Regions from separate parts of the Homo sapiens genome. Here region 2 is linked to region 1. The links are chromatin loops, found by intact Hi-C in ENCODE. Cell type or tissue: natural killer cell. All regions are shown on one strand. Links, peaks and the distances in the headings refer to the core of each region. The heading gives the core; the rest is flanking DNA. Region 1 overlaps WASL (WASP like actin nucleation promoting factor). Region 2 overlaps POT1 (protection of telomeres 1).

Region 1 (9,320 bases), core at 737-8,736:
CAACTATAGATGTGGAGTAGGCATTTCGTTATGAGTCTGGAAGTCACAGGAGAGGTCTGAATTGTTAAATTGCATGTCAGTAGGATATACATAGACACCTGGTATTTAAAGTTATGGTTATGTTTATGGTATAGTCTTCTTTAGCATAAAAACAGTGAAAATTACCTAAATTCTTAGCCCTAATCCTCACAGATGAGGTAAACTGCCTGAATTTTTTATGTCATAGTAATGTCATAGGAATGAGATCTAAAAATCTCAAGCTTTGTTTAGAGGTTGTTTGCTAGGAAGAGATAAAGAAAGGTCTTCATTCATTCATAAAGAAATGTAAGGCTTCTGTGAACTACATGATTCTGAAAAAGCATTTATTCTATGCTGGTATCTGTGAGTTCTGCTAAATATTTCCCTACAATAAGTTTTTTTTTAATAGTATGTAATAGTCACGCTAATATAATGAAAATATAGGATGGTTTTTACTTATTTTCAGACCCATTTATTTTAACTGTTAGTATTTCTGTGGTAGTACCTGATGATGAAATTATTAGCTACTTCTTCCTCTTCACCATAGATACTGATAAGTTTCTGTCTTTTGTCAGTCTGTAATGCCAGCATAGTCAGGTGTCTTTGATGCTTTTCATCCAGGTAAATTTTGTGAAGCATGTCTAGCAAAATCTGGTAGCAAATTATTTCCCTTGCTAGAAGAGTAAACAGAAATTAACATGACTCAATTGAACTCCTTTCCAAATAAATTCTGTAACAATTTAGAGCTGACCATGAGACTTAAATAAATAAATAAATAAATAATAAATAATTATCGTTTTAAAAGTAACAACTTAGTTTAGGGCTAAGAGAAGATAATGTTGCTTCTCTTGGGCTTCTGTTAATTTTCAAGTTCTAATACTAGAGCTCCAGTACTTCTTCAAATACTACCTTCACACAATCAATTTTACATGAGAAAAATAGAAGAAAAAGATTGTTCTGTGTTCTGTACATGTAACCCACACGTATGTCACCTAGTCTTACTGGCTTTTTATCATTATCAAGTACAATTACTCAGCCACTGTCCCACTTTATATACTTGGCCTTCATGGGTCCTATATATATATTTATATACATATTTATATATATTTATATATTTATATATAGGTATATGTATTTATATATTTATAGGTGTATATATTTATACATATTTTATATATAGATATATGAAGAGGTTAAATATGGAAAGTCAGTATAATATAGAAGTATGCTTATAAAATCTGATAACTAAATATTCCTTCAACAAATATTTATTGAATGGCTGGTGTGTAGTGCTGTTTTGGTGTTGAGGATACAGTGAGAAATAAGATAGGCAAGGTCCGTGCTGTCATGGAGCTTAATAGATAAAGTACAATAATTTTAGATATTAGCAAGTGATATGAGGAAAGTAAAATGGGATAGGCCGTTACTGATTATGGGGAAGAGCTATACTTTACATATGATGGTCAGGAAAGGCCTCTCTGAGGAAGTAGTTTATGAATGGTTTCTAAATGATGAAAAGATTCAGTTTAACGAAGAAATAGCTACTGCAGAAGTTCTAAAGCCAGAATAAGATTGGTGAGTTTAAGGGACAGAAAGGAGACCATCTTACTAGAGAGAGTGACTTGAAGGGAGAGTACATATGAGAGAAGTTTGGGGAGAGAGAGAGACAATAACTGGACAAATCATGTAGGGTCTTATGGAGGGAGGTAGCATCAGATTTCATTCAAATAGCAGTGGTAGCCACAGGAGGACTTTAAGAAGGGTAGCAACATATTTTTTAAACTTGAAATTTAAATAATATCACTCCATTTGCTCTGAGTCAAATAGACTCTAGAGTTGCAATAATCCAAGCAGGATGTGATGGTGGTGTGGAGAGTAGCAGTGAAAGAGGTGAAAAAGAGCAGGCTTGATAATTGGATCGTGAAAAAGGAGGAAGTAATAATAATTTCTAGGTTTTTGGCCTGATTATGTGACAGGATGGTGATGCCATTTATTGAGATGGAGCAGCAGACCAGGATGGAGCAGGAAAAGAAGATTGGGGAAGGAAATAAAAGTTAGAAGTTTTGAGTTTGAGAATCCATATGAAGAGTACAAGAAGGTAGTTGGATTTGTGACAGAAAGGTCAACCCAGATGATTTTATACATTAACAGGTTGAAATTTGTCACATAGATATTAAGGAACTAGAACCATTGTCTTCTAAGCCCTGTTTTAATCTTTAGTTTACTATCATACTCTATAGATATATTTCTTTAGATTCACTTTAAACTGTTTTAGTAACTAGATTCTTCTGGGAGTCACATTATCTGTGTTTCAGGAGTTAAATAATTGGAGAAACCACCCAAGAATTATGTAATGTCATTTTATTTATGCATATGTTTTAATTGTCTTGATTTTCTTGTAGATGAAGATGAAGATGAAGATGATGAAGAAGATTTTGAGGATGATGATGAGTGGGAAGACTGATCTATATATTATATATATATATATATTTTTAAGGTGAAATACTAAACACTACTTTCTGTCTGTGGATTCTGTAAAATTATCATGTAAATGTTCTACCAATTTGCTGTATATTTTTGTTGCCTTTTTTGCTTTTTTTTAATCTGTGCAATACCTCATTTAATCTGTAAAGGTTTGTCGTAATCCTCTACAAAGCTACTCCCTGTTATTGTGTGCAAGTTTACACCAGGATGCTCACTTGATTTGTGAATATTTTTCATTCCATCAACAAGGGAGTTTAAATACTATATGTGAGACTGACAAAAACCTTAATGTAATTTACTTATAATGCCAGAAGGAAAACACTATTTTCATACCCTACTTTTTCTGTACCTAAATTTTCTTAAAAAAAAATCTAGTATAGCACTACATTCTTTTTTAAGTGATGCAGACCTTAGTTTCTTTAGCCCCTTTATTTTGAATACAATGCTACATATGAATGTTGAAGCTGATACATTGCACAGTTCTGTAGACATCACTACACCGATGTAGTTTCTCAAATTTTAGCAATATGCTCTACATAAAATCACTACAGAGATACTAGTGGGGAAGACGATTAACACACCTCTTACAGTAATACTGCCTGTTATTGGTATAGCAGTGGTATTTGCAGACTGGGATCATAAGGAGCCCTTAAATACTTGTTATTGACTGGGGTTATTTTTATGCTGTAGCAAATGTGACAGGCTCTTTTTAGCAAAATTTTTGAAAATTTTTTTGGTATTACTCTGAAACAAAATTTAAGTTGGAGTTTCAGGGATTTAGGGAGTAGTTTTCATTCTACATGAACTGAGGTAATATTATGGTAACTCCAATATTTGGTTAAAAAAACTATACAAATCAGAATAGTACTAAAATACTGTAGAATTTTAGCATTTTTATTTTGCACTTTGTGTGGATTGAGGTGTTCAGAAATACCAACCATAAAAATGTAATCTAGTTGGCAAAGGTGTGCGCTAAAACACGGAACCGAACATGCATTGATTTGGATAACTTTTGAGGGTTTTTGTCAAATAGCATGTGAAGAGTTACATTTTTCTTAAAAGATTGGTGGTCCCAATGTCAGAGTTCTTGGAACAGATAACTGAATGATAGATTTTTTTTTTTTAAAGATAAAACTTTACAACCTGCACATTTGTTATGCATACTAAATGGTGTGTTAAAATTAGGGTTTCTTTGCCTCTCTACACTACACTAATCTGCCTAAAGGTGGTTGTTTCATATTTATAATGCTAATTATCATACCTACCTACTTTAAATTTTAGGTAGAAAATTATCTGATTTAAATACAAACATATTTTTCTCACATTGAGTAATATGCATAATGTAGTTCCAAATGTATTTCATTACTATAGTCACAATATCCAACTAAAAATTACGCTATCTAGAATTGTACCAACCAAAATCTCGTATTGGCAGATCTTGACAGGCTGGACCTGCAAGATGTGGCTTGAATTTTAACCATTTATTACATAATCTCTAGTGATCATGCATCTAGTTATCATAAGAAATAATTTAAAAGGTTTTGTTGCTGAAAGCAGTAAGTGGTGCAGTAAAATACTTAAGTTATTCAAAGAATGTTATCTTTCTTGCAAGAGTAATTTAAGCACATGGGAAAGATTCTAGACTTTTTGTTTCTTGCAACAACAGTGCCCTCTGCTGCTAGAAACCTTTTTCTACTTACTATCATTTTTATTGTGGCTTGAGCTCAGTCAATCTGGTGCAGATGAGGCTGGACAACTACTAACCAATAAAATCAGGAGTTTGTACAAAAGTTAAATGGAACATTATAATTATTTTAAGTAATGTTAATTGAAAAAATTTTTTCTTTTTGACAATATAAAAAACATTTTAAATTTCCTAGAAATGTCTTCAGGGTAATGCCAATTTAAGATCTCTCTTAACTTGTGGCCAAGAAATTCTAGATTTTCCAGCTGACTTTGGTATAATATATATTTATCAGGAACTTCTCTCAGCAGAGAGTACCCATTCTTCGAGTTCAAAGCACAATTTTAAACATGTAAAATGGATATATAATTTGCCAAAGGTAATTAATTTATTCTTTTTTTCTTAAAGAAGAAAAAGACATTGGTTGTTGTTACAAAAAGTCTAAATTACTGTTGGTTGAAACACAGCAGCTGTGGAGTTCAGTCCAGGCATGAAGACTAAATCTGCTTTACCAAGTAAGGTGTAAGGTTGCATGTTTCAGTCCTCTACCATCCTGCACTGTGAGCAGCACTATACCTGTGCGTTGTCTGAAAGCCTTCCGTATATTCTCCAGCTAAATGGTCGTCTGGTAGCCTTTGCATTTAACAAACTAGCATGAGGCTTTTTATATCTAAATGCTACGTGATAGACAATTTCAGCTAGCCACATATTGTATGTATGAGATTCATAAAGACTTTCAATCATTTCATTTTCAGACAACTGAAATTTTGTTTAGTATGTGAATTCTTTTTTTGAAATGTATAGTGAATAGGATGTTGCACTGGTGGCAATTCATCATGGAGCATAATAAAATTAATTTGACCCAAATAGAATAAAATAATGTGTTTCATGTGTTTATTGTTAAGAGAGTAAAATAGGTTTAAAATTTTTAAACTGTATAGTGAAGGGTACAGAGCGATCAATGATAATGGTTGATGTTTTCAGCAGACTGCATGCCCTGAGAGTTAGAGTGTGCCATTAAATAAACATGGTGAGCAGAAGAATGTTGCACCCTGTTCTGTTGGGAAACATGACAGCTGCTCAGCAGCTCCCCTAGAAGCCACTGCTGTCGTTCACAGAGCATTGACATTGCAAGGTCAAACTGTTTGGAACTCTTCCACATACCAGAAATGTTGAAGTTTTCTAAATCAGAATGATATTGGAGTTTATTGGTAGTTTCAATAAATGCCAAATATAGCAGTTTGTATGGGACATAAGTAGCTTTTAATAAATGATATCAAAGAGGGTGCTCATTTTAAACGGTAAACTCTGTTTTTGATAGATAGAATTTTCTGTTTCACTGACCCTGGCACAAGTGGGTGTCTGAAGATTAAACTGAGTTGCGGAATTCAGAGTGTAGGATGCTACAAAATTCCTTTTAAGAGCTTTGGCCAAATTTAACAACCATTTCAAGAGTAATACGTTCTATTAAAAAGTTGTTTCTGTTGTACAAATGTGAACACTTAAGAATATATTAGACTTTTAAAATAATTTTTTAAAGATGCCTAAGAATTGTTTCTGTCAGGTCATTTTTATCTAATCAACAGAGGGGATTCCCGAGATAACTCTTGTTTTAGAAACGGAGTTCCTAAAGGACAAATATAGAGATAAGGCTTATTTATAGTACAATAGAAAAGCCTGTATGGAAAAGTTGGGAAATTTACCTTCCACATTTATTGACATTGTCACATCTCACCTCCAAAACACAGCATTCTTTATAATCTCTTGGTCATTTATTCATGGATTAAAAAAAAAACTTTGCTTTCTAAGGAAGCCTCTAGGAAAGGTATAGTACACTGTTATGAATATGTTAGAGAACATGCTTTGCAGCTACTGCCTTTACTTCTGTATGTGATACTTGGCATCCTCCATTGCCGTGAGGAGCCTATTGAAAAATTTGTCTCCGGATGCATCTGCCATAGGTTTTTCCAAAAAAAGAAAAGCATCACAGATTGTGCTAACTAACTGTTGATACAGTGTTAACTATTACACAAGTCCAGTGTAACTCTAAATTGGCCATGCACACCATCAAGATTGACAAGTCAAGATAAGATAGCACACAATTATTTTGAGTAAAACTTTGAGTAAATTTTTTTGAGTAAAAATTATTGGAGTAAAAATTATTTTGAGATTGTAATTTATAGGTGGTTTCAGTCTAATCAGATACTTGTGTATTGGGGCGTTTCTAGTAAACTTGAAGTAGTCCCTGAATTATTTAACAACCACAAAAAATCTACCTTAGGATTTTTAAAAAAAAATGTTTCTATTTAACAGCAAGTTCAATTTCAGCAGTATCAGATTGCATTATGGAACTTGAACAAAACACTATTTTCTGTCTTGAATTGCTTAGCATTTCATGACCTAAATTTTGTCTTGTCTTAGCTGTTGCTAGATGTGTGAAGATTTTCATCAAAGCCTAATTTTAAGGATTTTTTTAAGCATCAATATCATATTATGAACTAAATGTGTGGTGGACATTAAGATACAACAGTGGATAGGATAGGTCCCCACCCACATTTACATCATTTAAATCTAAAATACTTATTTCATAAATGAAAGACGTTTGGACCATTGAGTTACATGAGTTACATGAGAACAGGCATGTGGACACCACCAAGCCTGTTCTCTAATTTTGCAGGTGAGGGTCCTCATTCATATTCACAGTGCTTGTGGGGCTTGCCCGAGGTTAAAGTATCTACTAGAAGCCAGATCTGACTAGTTCAGCTGCTCTTTCTCATGCACCATAATCCTATTGTATGCCTTTCTCTTTTTCTTAAGGATAAATGCAGATTTAGTTTGTTTCTGAAAGGTATATGGCTACAAATGTCACCCTTTCTCATATCATCTGGGTGTTGATAGATGCCGCCAACATCCTATGTCCATCTCTAACCAGAAAAGCTGGCTTGTTTTGAGGAGCCAGCCTCTGACTCTGATGCATGTGATTGTATTTTGGCTCATTGGCGGCAGTCACCCTACATTGCCCGAGCATTTGGTCATCACAGGGCACTTCTGTCATCTAGTACAGAGTTGAAATGAGGTTGAGCTTTTCATTCTACATCCAAATTATTTTTGTTAGTTTCTTACAGAAACTATAGGCATTGTTTTTACTTAGACATAAGTATTTCATAAGTCTACAATCAACTTGTCTGACAGAAAATTAAGAATATATTAATTTTCTGAATAATTTTGATCAACAGCTGCACTGTCAATTTAAAGACCGGGAGTTCTTCCAAGGACCACAAGGACAAACAATGCTTCAAATCCAACTTCCTGGCTTTATTATTGATGAGAGAGAGGGAGATCCTAACTTGGTTGCATGTATTTCAACCTTACCGGAAAAGAGGCAGGAAAATAAAATGTGGATCTCGTATTTGTGAAACAAATACAAGAAACAAATGAAAAGGCATTATCATGTCCGGTTAACTATGGGAAAACAAAGCTGTTTATGTCTCAGTTCTATAGTTGTGTTAAAGGCAAGTATAATTTAGTTCTTTAAATCAGCGTCTGACCAAATTTTTTTTTTTTTTTTTTTTAAACCAGGGTGGGAATCTAAGGAGGCAGAGAACAGAAAGGAGAGTGTGTTCCTAAGCATATTGTGGTGATTGGGGAATGCTCAGCAAGTAGAATTAAGAAATGCATTTGAATCTCCATTTTTAGGGACAAAAACTAGTTCTGGAGGAGGAGACTCATTTGTGTTTTGTTTGTTTATTGAGCAAGGATGTGAATGCATAAGGGCCAAACTTTCTCTTAATTCTGTCAGCTAAAGCTCAAAACTACACCTGACCATTCAAGTGTAAGGGTTTTTTTCTTTTCTTTTTCTTTTTTTTTTTTTTTAAGTTTTCTGAACTTTGCTGTAGATACAAGCATAGCCCTAGTATTTCAACCACATTCTTACCAAACCACCAGTAAATGGGCCTTATGATTCCATTTAAGAGGCCTTTCTTTGGCCATGGTTGAATATCTGGATGCTATAGAACATGCTTATAATGGACTTGCTGCCCAGAGATGTTTAGGAAGTTCAAGTGGATTCTGAGCCAGATGGTTGCTTTAGATCCGCACCAGTACGCAAAAGTTCTATAGCCAACATACTGCGTTAACTTGACACGGTTTAGACCAGTTAGACTGTGCAAAAAGAGGTAGTCTGCGCACACTACATGAGCCCTTTAGCACCCTGTTTGCTTTAGCACTTTCATCACTTTGTTTTCCAAAAACTCAAAACAGCCAAAAAACTGATTTGATATGGGAATCACGGTATTTTTCTTGTGTTTTTTGTTTGTTTGTTTGTTTCCAAATTGTCTAAATCACTAACCAAGATCATTCGACCAGCTTAGGAAAAACAAATAGATTGTGCCTTTGAGTTCAGTTTTGATTCTGTAAAGACTTTGCAAAGCCTACTTCACTAATTATGTGCTACTGTTAAATGGTATTTGATAGGTTGTTGGAAAAGATAGGGTAACTTATATGCACAGAAAAAAGAAATGTAGTTGCCCTTTCCAATGCATGGCAGCTTAACACTTCAATGTAGCCTTATCTTTGTATCTTGGTCTTGCCTTGTGATATTAGGATTGTGGTAATGATCCTACATATGAACTGCTTGACATAATAAACTTTGGGGTATCTTTCAACTTGTGAAAAACTATCGCTCTACACATTGGTAAGATTTTCCACAAAATTGAGGGTAGAGATAGGCATTGTAAAACTGTAAAGGAATTTTTTTTGAAGGTTTTCCCCAGAAAGCTTTTAAATATACAAGTTTCTTAAATATTAATAGGAAATGGTGACTAAAGCAAGAAAGAACAGAAATGTAAGGAAATGTTTTCCTAATTAATATTCCTGAGTCTTCAGAAATTTCCAGAAGTATGATTTATTTTCAGAGTCAATGGATAAATGCACTTGAATGCAAGTATTACTCTAATGTCCTATACTGAAACAAACTATTTTAAATGATTATCATTACTGTAAGTTGGAAATAGACCCCAGAATAAAACAAATCTATGTACTAATACATCTCTAAGATCAGGGTAATACAGGAAATTCATGTGACCATATAATGCTAAGTCCCATTGAGAAGTCAGGCTTATTTTTTTTTTCTGTC
Region 2 (8,000 bases), core at 1-8,000, 1.2 Mb before region 1:
CATTGTAAATGTCACCATAAAATACTTTGTAACCATAAAATGACATTATAGACATACACTTGTTGAGATAGAATTTCATGATGGTCTATTTAGTGATTACTGTAGTTTCATTTACACACTAAAAATGTATATGTACATAGCAAAAATATATTGGGAGGCCTATAAAGCAACATTTTACTGTTTTCAACTCTGGGAAATATGAGTGATTTTTTTTTTCCGGACAGTGATTTTCTTATGTATCAGAAATAATTTTTAAATTATATTTTTTAATAACAGAGGAGCTAGACATTACTCGATATAATGTCTGGTTACATACAAAATAGTATAATCATTTTCCATCTCAACCTGGGCACAATATTAATATTGGTACCTTTTTTACTAACCACAGTGCATTTATTTTAATTTTTCAGTAGCCGTGGTATACCAATCGTTTGCATTAAATATAATTTAATAAATTTGTTGATCTGACATCATTCCATATTTTTCTCTATTCTGTTAATATTATATGTTTTTTTTTTCTGAGCAATACTCTCAAATTGAGTTTTCTCTAAATGTATATATTCTATTTGTTTTAATATCTACAGTATTGGTGCGGCCTTATCTTTTGTGTGTTTTGTTTTATGGTTTTTTTTTTTTATATAAATAACCAGGCGTCATTTATAGCCAGAGCTGGTGGGTAATTTGTATGTCTCACCTGTAATACGGTTTGGAGAAGAAAAAGCATAATGTGAACCAGAAAATCATCATATAAAGGAAATTATTCAAATTTACAACATTTACTTCTTTGTATGGAAACATCAGAATAATGCTTTACAACTAATTTAAGAATGAGACTGAATCTCATAAAAATAATTTGATTAATGTCAAATGTATTACTATTATAATTTTTAGAGCATTCATAATTTTACTAGTTGTATTTATGTGCAAAAATATTTTAATACATATGAGTGTTTTTCAAGATCATTTTGGTTTGTTTTTATTGTATAAAGCACTTGACTCAGGAATATTTAGTCTGAGCTTATGGCAGTGTGACTCTTTTTCTCCTTTACATTCTTCTACATTTTCCACATTACCCATATTTCATATGTAGTTCTTTAACAATCAGAAAATAATGTCATATTTAAAATAGTGCCAATATTCAGAGGCATAAGTTTAATTACTTTTAAATACTGTTTCCAGGAAAAAACTTTTTAGCACAAGCATTTTTTCAAAAGGATCATAAAACTACTCTACTCTCTTATGGCAGGTATGGGATGGCACCAGGACACCATTTCCATCTTGGAGAGTCTTAATACAAGACCTTGTTCTTGAAGGTGATTTAAGTCACATCCATCGGCTACAAAATCTGACAATAGACATTTTAGTCTACGATAACCATGTTCATGTGGCAAGATCTCTGAAGGTGATGTATAGTAGGAAAAAATGTTATTTTATGTTTTTATAAATTATAGTGATTTTTGCTCATGTAAATTTTTTATATATGGTTACATGTATAGGTGATACAGTCTAGAAATTATATTTATTTCTTTGATTTTTAAGTTGTAAAATGTATGTTACAATAAATTATTAAAAGATAAACTTAATGGGTTAGAGCAATTTTTAAAATAATCTTTCTTAAATGTCTTAAAGGTATACATAATTTTACTGTGAAAATAGTATAGAAAAATTTTGTTGTGTGAGATAATACTGCTTTAGAATGAAAAAGGCTATATAAAATATTGCTAACTTAAATGCTAAGCTTGGTAAACTGGTTTGATAGAATGTAGCTGATAACTTTTTGTTCATTAGTTTAACAAATTGTTAAATTACAATTTGTTATAATTGTAATATTTATATTACAAGTTTATATTATAAGTTTATAATATTATAAATTGGGTGTGTGTATACTGTGTAATTTATAGAATTTGCATACTGTCTTCTGAAATACATTAAGGTGCACAGTTTAGATATGGCAGTACTTAACTATTAACAAAAATTGTAGGGAATTTCTTTTCTCTATTATATCTTTTATTTGAAAGTACTTTTTGTAGTAAAGAATGGTATGATAAATAATAATGCAGTAAATAATAAGAGTAACTTTTGCTAGGCACTTTATATGCATTTGGTACTCTCCTATAAGACAGGTGATGGTAGTCATCTCGTTCTACAAATGTGAAATGAGGCACTCAGGTTAAATCAGTGGTTCAAGATTCCACAGCTAGTTGGATTGAAGCAGGGTATTTCCCTGACCCCTTCACGGGCAGGAACTGGAGTGCACAGGTGCTGGAACTAGGCAGCCGCTTCAGTGCTGGCAGGGGAGAGCTCCACTCACTCAGACCACAGGAGTGGGAGCATGCAGGTGAGCAGGTGCAGGAGCCAGGGCAAAGGCTTTTGGGCACGGGCAGAAGCAAACTCTGTACTGGCCCCACAGCAGCATCTGAGAGGGTGCTGGTGACCCCTGAAGCCCCAGAGGAAGTGTTACAGTACTGTTTTAGCTCTGTCATCCATGGACAGCTTAAGTGTTAACAGCTTAGTGCAGGGTAGCTGTGACTGACTCACACCACACTTGTGGCACCCGAGCTCTTGTGTAGCATCCAGGAGGAATGAGGTCTCAAGAATAAAATGAAGATGGTAAATTCAGGGGATTTCATTACTGATGAAAGTGGCTCAGTGGGAAGGGGAAGTGAAAAGAGGATGGAGCAGGAAGGTAGTCTTACCTTGAAGTCTGGCCCTCTCTGGCCAGATTCTTCTCCCAGGTTACACCATCAAGCTGTCCCTCTGAAGTCAAGCTGCTTCTCTCTGACATCCAGCCATAGTGTCTGATGGCCAGCTGCCTCTCTTCCCTCTGCCGGCTGAGCCTGGGGTTTTTATGGGCACAGGATGTCAGGTGGGGTGGGCCATGGATGGTTTTAGAAAAGGCAACATTTGAGCAGGAAAACAGGGATGTAAGTTCTCACTTTGGGCCGTGGTATCAGGCTTTTCAGCTTGAGAGCAGGGTCCTTGCTGGGGACCTGCCCTCTTCTGCGTAGAATTTCCCTGCCTCCTGTCCCTATCTGGATGAAGCCAGTGTTTGAATCCACAATGTCTCTTTGCAGAGCTAATCTTTTAAAGCATTAAATGGAAGTGATCTCCATCACAAATATCTTCTAGCCTACTTATAGGAAATTAAAAGAAAACAGTAAGAGTGAAGATCTGAATTTCAATGCCCAATTTCCCTTTATAAATCAGTGGCCATGGAGTAGCAAATATATCCATTCTACATTGTATCACAAATAAGTTCACCATCAATACTGTTCTGGGTTACAGAAAAAATAGTAATTAGAAAACAAAACAACAACAAACCAAGTAAGTTTACTCAACTCAAATCAATAAATTAGATTAAATCCAGGGTCCAGGAAGATAGTGACTGTACTTTTTTGTCCTCTGTGTGTATATATGTATGCACATACATCTGTGACATATCAGAAAACACTGACTGTTGAAGATATATTTTTGACATTATTTCCCTGAAAGATATTATCTACATTGATTAGTTTATTTCAAAATTAAATATATGATAAGTTCAGTTCTGGAGGTTTTTTCATAGAGTTCTTTCATAAATAAAATGAATTTACATTTTAGATTCACCTCAGTTCCACACTCTGCATACCTTCCTTCGCCATTTTATTCCCTTCTCTTTCCCTATACTGCTTCCAAACAGGTCTTCCAATGTAGGTCTTTCTGTTTCCGCTTTTCCTGCTTTTCTTGTCTTAGTCCTGAACAGCACCTATCGCAGTGCTTTCCCTGTAGTGAGGATGAAGTAAGTAATAGCTGCTGCTGAATGAATGAATCAGTGAATGCTGTGGATTTTTTTTCCAGATTCTTTTCTCCTTTTTTATGTTCTGCTTTATTTTGCCCACTAGAGGGTGATATGAGCACACATAATTAAGAAAATGTATGGCACTGTGTTTTCTGTGAAGATATCAATAGCATTATATTATTTGTCTGCAATGCAATATGAAAATGATTTTTCTCTGTGTAAGTAATATAACTTTAGATTTTTATTTAATACACATTGACATCACATTTATTTGTTTTCTGACAACCTCTGTAACATTTCTTCTTAATTTAGGAACTCTTCACTCACGTGACATTGATATAAATGAATTCTTCTTGGTACTTTCAAGACAACTGTTTAAAATTACGTTTTTGTGTCAAAATACCTGGAACCAGTACGAAAGACTTTTGTTGTATAGAAACAGGAAAAAATGTGTTTTTATTTTAGTAAAGAGGACAGTATAATGCAATTATAGAATATAATATAATCAACATCTACAAGCAATGTATTTTAGAGCCCGAATTGCCCTTAACTATTTTCTGAATCTCACTTTTTGTTATATCATTCCCTTAAACATTTTACACAGACCCAGTCACATAAACTGAGATTTCAAATCTTTTGTCTGGAAACTAAAGCTTTACTTTCTAAATCCCTACTCTTATCCAGACACAATTGTTAATTATAAAATATACGTGGTCATAATTATGTTTTGGCCTTCAATAGTTCAACAGCTGTGATTTGGTTGGCTATTTTGAGACATATTCAGGGAATTAAAAATAATAAACCTAAAGGGAAATTCTTGACCGTTTATGACAAATCGTTTGATTATTTCTAAAGGGATAGTCATTTCTTACTAGCCATATTTACTTTGCTTTTTTTTTTAGTGTTTCTAGTTTTTTTTTAGTATTTAAATAGACTTCTATAGTTGTTTTTTAAACTGTATTTTTATAATTTTTTGGTTGATGTTTCATTTGTATTTTTGGAATCTTAATACTGACAAGATTAACCAATACTTGTTTTTTTATAATAGAGCATCTGGCACATTTCATAGTATTTTTAGTCAAGCTTTTGAAAAAATACAATGCTGCCTCCATAAGGAATTTTTGATAATAACAACTTATCTTTATGTGAATAACTTATATCTTGGCCTCGAAATTTTGTTATGTTAAAAAATACTGTAGTAGACAAGATAGTATAATAAACACCCGTGTGTTCACCTTATTTTTTAAATGTTTTGCCACATTTATTTCAGACACTTTTAAATTTTAGGAAATAAAACTCTACACATCGAACCTTCTTTGAGCTCCTGCCTGCTCTGGTTTTTTTTTTTTTTTTTTTTTTTTTGCTCTCCTCTCTGTGTCTCCATATGTAGGTTTGTACGTATACCTATGTTTATTATCCTTTTTCTTTATGTATTTTTTGATAGGGTAAAGCCCCCCTCTCATATTCTTTAAAATTGATTTGACTGTTCTCTTTCGTATAAGTTTTTGGATTAGCTTTTCAGATTCCATGAAAGCTTCTGGGAATTTTGATTGAATTGCATAAAATTTAAAGTTTAATTTGGAGGAAATTATCATTTTTGTAATATCAAAGCCTTTTGTATGTGAATATCTTTCTCCATGTGTTTAGGCCTTCTTTCAAATCTTTTGTAGATCATACATACATGTGCTATACTAATATATTTATATATACATATACACACACATATTTTAAAAGAATCACAAAATAATCCAGTCAAAAAGAATGAGATAAAACTAGAAAATTTTATGTTTTTTCCAATGTCTCACTTTGAAGACTATGAGGAAAATTATTTTTTTCTTTTTTCTTTTTGTTCTTTTCTTCTTTAACTTTCTTTATACTACTCCCTGGTTATGATATAGATGTAAGTGAAAGAGGTCAAAGGAAAGGCTTGTATTTTGTCTGCTCCTTATAAAACCCTTGATTGGTTGGGAAAAAAGATCCTTGGGAATGAAGGAGTAGCACCTGGGAGTGTGGGTTTTCTCCTTACCTCCTTTGCTTATATCCTCCATCAGAAATAAAGAGTAATGAGGGGAAATATAATTAAGAGAAGCTACAATAAGCAGAATTGGAAAGTTGATTTGCTACTCATCTTTTTTTTTTAAACGTTTCCTTTTATAGGATTGAGCCTCCATAATCTAAAAGTCCAGAATTCTCCTAAATGCAGATCTTTTTGAGTGCCAGTATGCGAGTGAACCCTTTGCTTTCCAATTATTCAGTGTACAAAAATTTTGTGTCATGCACAAAATTATTGAAAATATTATAGAAAATTACTTTCAGGTGATGTGTATAACATATATGTGAAACATAAATGAATTTCGTTTTTAGACTTGGGTCTCATCTCTAAGATAGCTCATTATATATATGCAGATATTCCAAAATCTGTAAATATCTGAAATCTGAAACACTTCTGTTTTCAAGTATTTCAGATAAAGAATATTTAACCTATATAGTTTTTTTGTTATGTAAGATGTCTGTTATTCAATCCTGAACTTGTAGGGGAAAAAAAGTGGTATCCCTATAGTCATCCAGTAGTCAGGAGTGCTATATTTATACAAATGAATTAAATTTCCTTGTTTGTAACTCCTTTTGCTTCTAAATCTTTCTTCATAAATATAAATGTGATTTAGGTTATATAGCTTCTTTTAGGTAGGTGTCAATATCTTTGAATAGCATTCTGCATCTCTCTCATTTGAAATCTCCATTAAAAGAAAAATCTCAGTGGTCTATAATTAAAGACATTTGTAGACTAAGTTTAGCAAAACATCTGAGATTAACTATAGAACATTTAATTCAAAACTCTAATTAGTTAACTCTTACGTTTGAACTCAAGGAGTGTTTCACACTGTGGTGGTACAGGCACAAATGCAGAAGTTTTCTTTCCATAGAACTTGTAAGATGGAAGATGTTTATTATTTTTCGGTAGTACCATATTTAAAATTTCTTCTTAGCATTCTTGTAATGACAGTATCTTCAGGATCATATTTAATTAATCCTTAAACTAGTTAAAGCAAGGCATTTTCAGAAACCTTAGTCAAATAGAGGGCTTGAATTCCGTTTAGGTAATGGGTTTCTTAACCATTATATTTTATTGATGCTAAGACACAATATTTTTTCACATTTTAATAGATCTGAAATGGAAATATCTCTTACAGTTGAATGTGTGTGTATATGTATGTGTGTGCACACACGCATATGCATGCACATGTCCATATATTTAGTTTTGATGTAGTGTCCATGCAGCTGATATTCAACCACACTCGTATAGCATACTTTGCAGATACTTTAGTATATTTCCTGACTGGTCAGTGCCCTCATTGGCCCCATATTGGTTATTAAAGTTTTAAATATCAGAAGTATTTTAATTTTTCCCCACTTTCTAAATAACAAATGATCTATTTTTTAGGTTGGAAGCTTTCTTAGAATCTATAGCCTTCATACCAAACTTCAATCAATGAATTCAGAGAATCAGACAATGTTAAGTTTAGAGTTTCATCTTCATGGAGGTACCAGTTACGGTCGGGGAATCAGGGTCTTGCCAGAAAGTAACTCTGATGTGGATCAACTGAAAAAGTAAGCTTTTAGTATTTAGAAAATGTAAATAAGGTATCGATTAAGCCGATTTCTAAGATAATATTGTTCCTGGGGCTTCTGATAGTTCCCTAGCCTTTTGTGCCATTTGCCATGTTTTTAAATAGATGAGCCAAATGAAACAAATCAAATGATTATAGGCTCATAGAGCTAAGTAGTAGCAGAGCCAGGGTTATAGTTGAAGTTTTCCAACAGTTTGAATCTGGCTTTTACACTCATGCTTCTCTTCTATCATTTACCACACTCTCCAAGTACAGCAACAAACAGGGGAAACTAGACCTTAGCTAAAGTTTGGAAAATTTGATACATATCTAAGATTCCAAAAATATTTAATTCTCTCATGAAAAAAATGTATTTCTGAAGTGCCACTGATTAAATAGATAACACATGTTTTGGTGTATCACTCTCTTTTAAACTTTTTAAAATTTTTACATGTGCCAGAAAGTAAATAGTATCTTAGACCTGCTATATATTTAGATCTGCTTTTCCCAAGGTATTCCTAGTGAGTATTGTGTGCAGAAGCATTTTGGTCAATATTCTAGAAATTTAAAAAATCTTCATATCTTCAAAGAGAAAACATACTGTTCATTAAATT

Evidence for each region. Peaks named below come from ENCODE experiments on the same cell type or tissue, not always from the same donor. Only the 100,000 strongest peaks of a DNase experiment are listed, where the experiment ranks them.
Region 2: it touches region 1 in a loop (13-fold over the local background); 8 of 110 quality-filtered maps call a loop at or near these places.

Annotation. Positions count from the first base shown.
Region 1 is chr7:123,677,681-123,687,000 of GRCh38, reverse strand. It overlaps WASL (WASP like actin nucleation promoting factor), which reads left to right. Exons shown (of 11, transcript NM_003941.4): 11 at 2,421-5,058. The coding sequence ends at 2,482. Among named protein-coding and RNA genes, the nearest start is that of LMOD2, 26 kb to the right of the region's middle. In natural killer cell, for the core only: CTCF peaks have their summits at 4,059 and 4,260; a DNase peak (open chromatin) is centred at 4,170.
Region 2 is chr7:124,852,359-124,860,358 of GRCh38, reverse strand. It overlaps POT1 (protection of telomeres 1), which reads left to right. Exons shown (of 19, transcript NM_015450.3): 9 at 1,247-1,402; 10 at 7,221-7,387. Among named protein-coding and RNA genes, the nearest start is that of LINC03043, 66 kb to the right of the region's middle. In natural killer cell, for the core only: CTCF peaks have their summits at 3,666 and 3,877 (motif pointing right); a DNase peak (open chromatin) is centred at 3,888.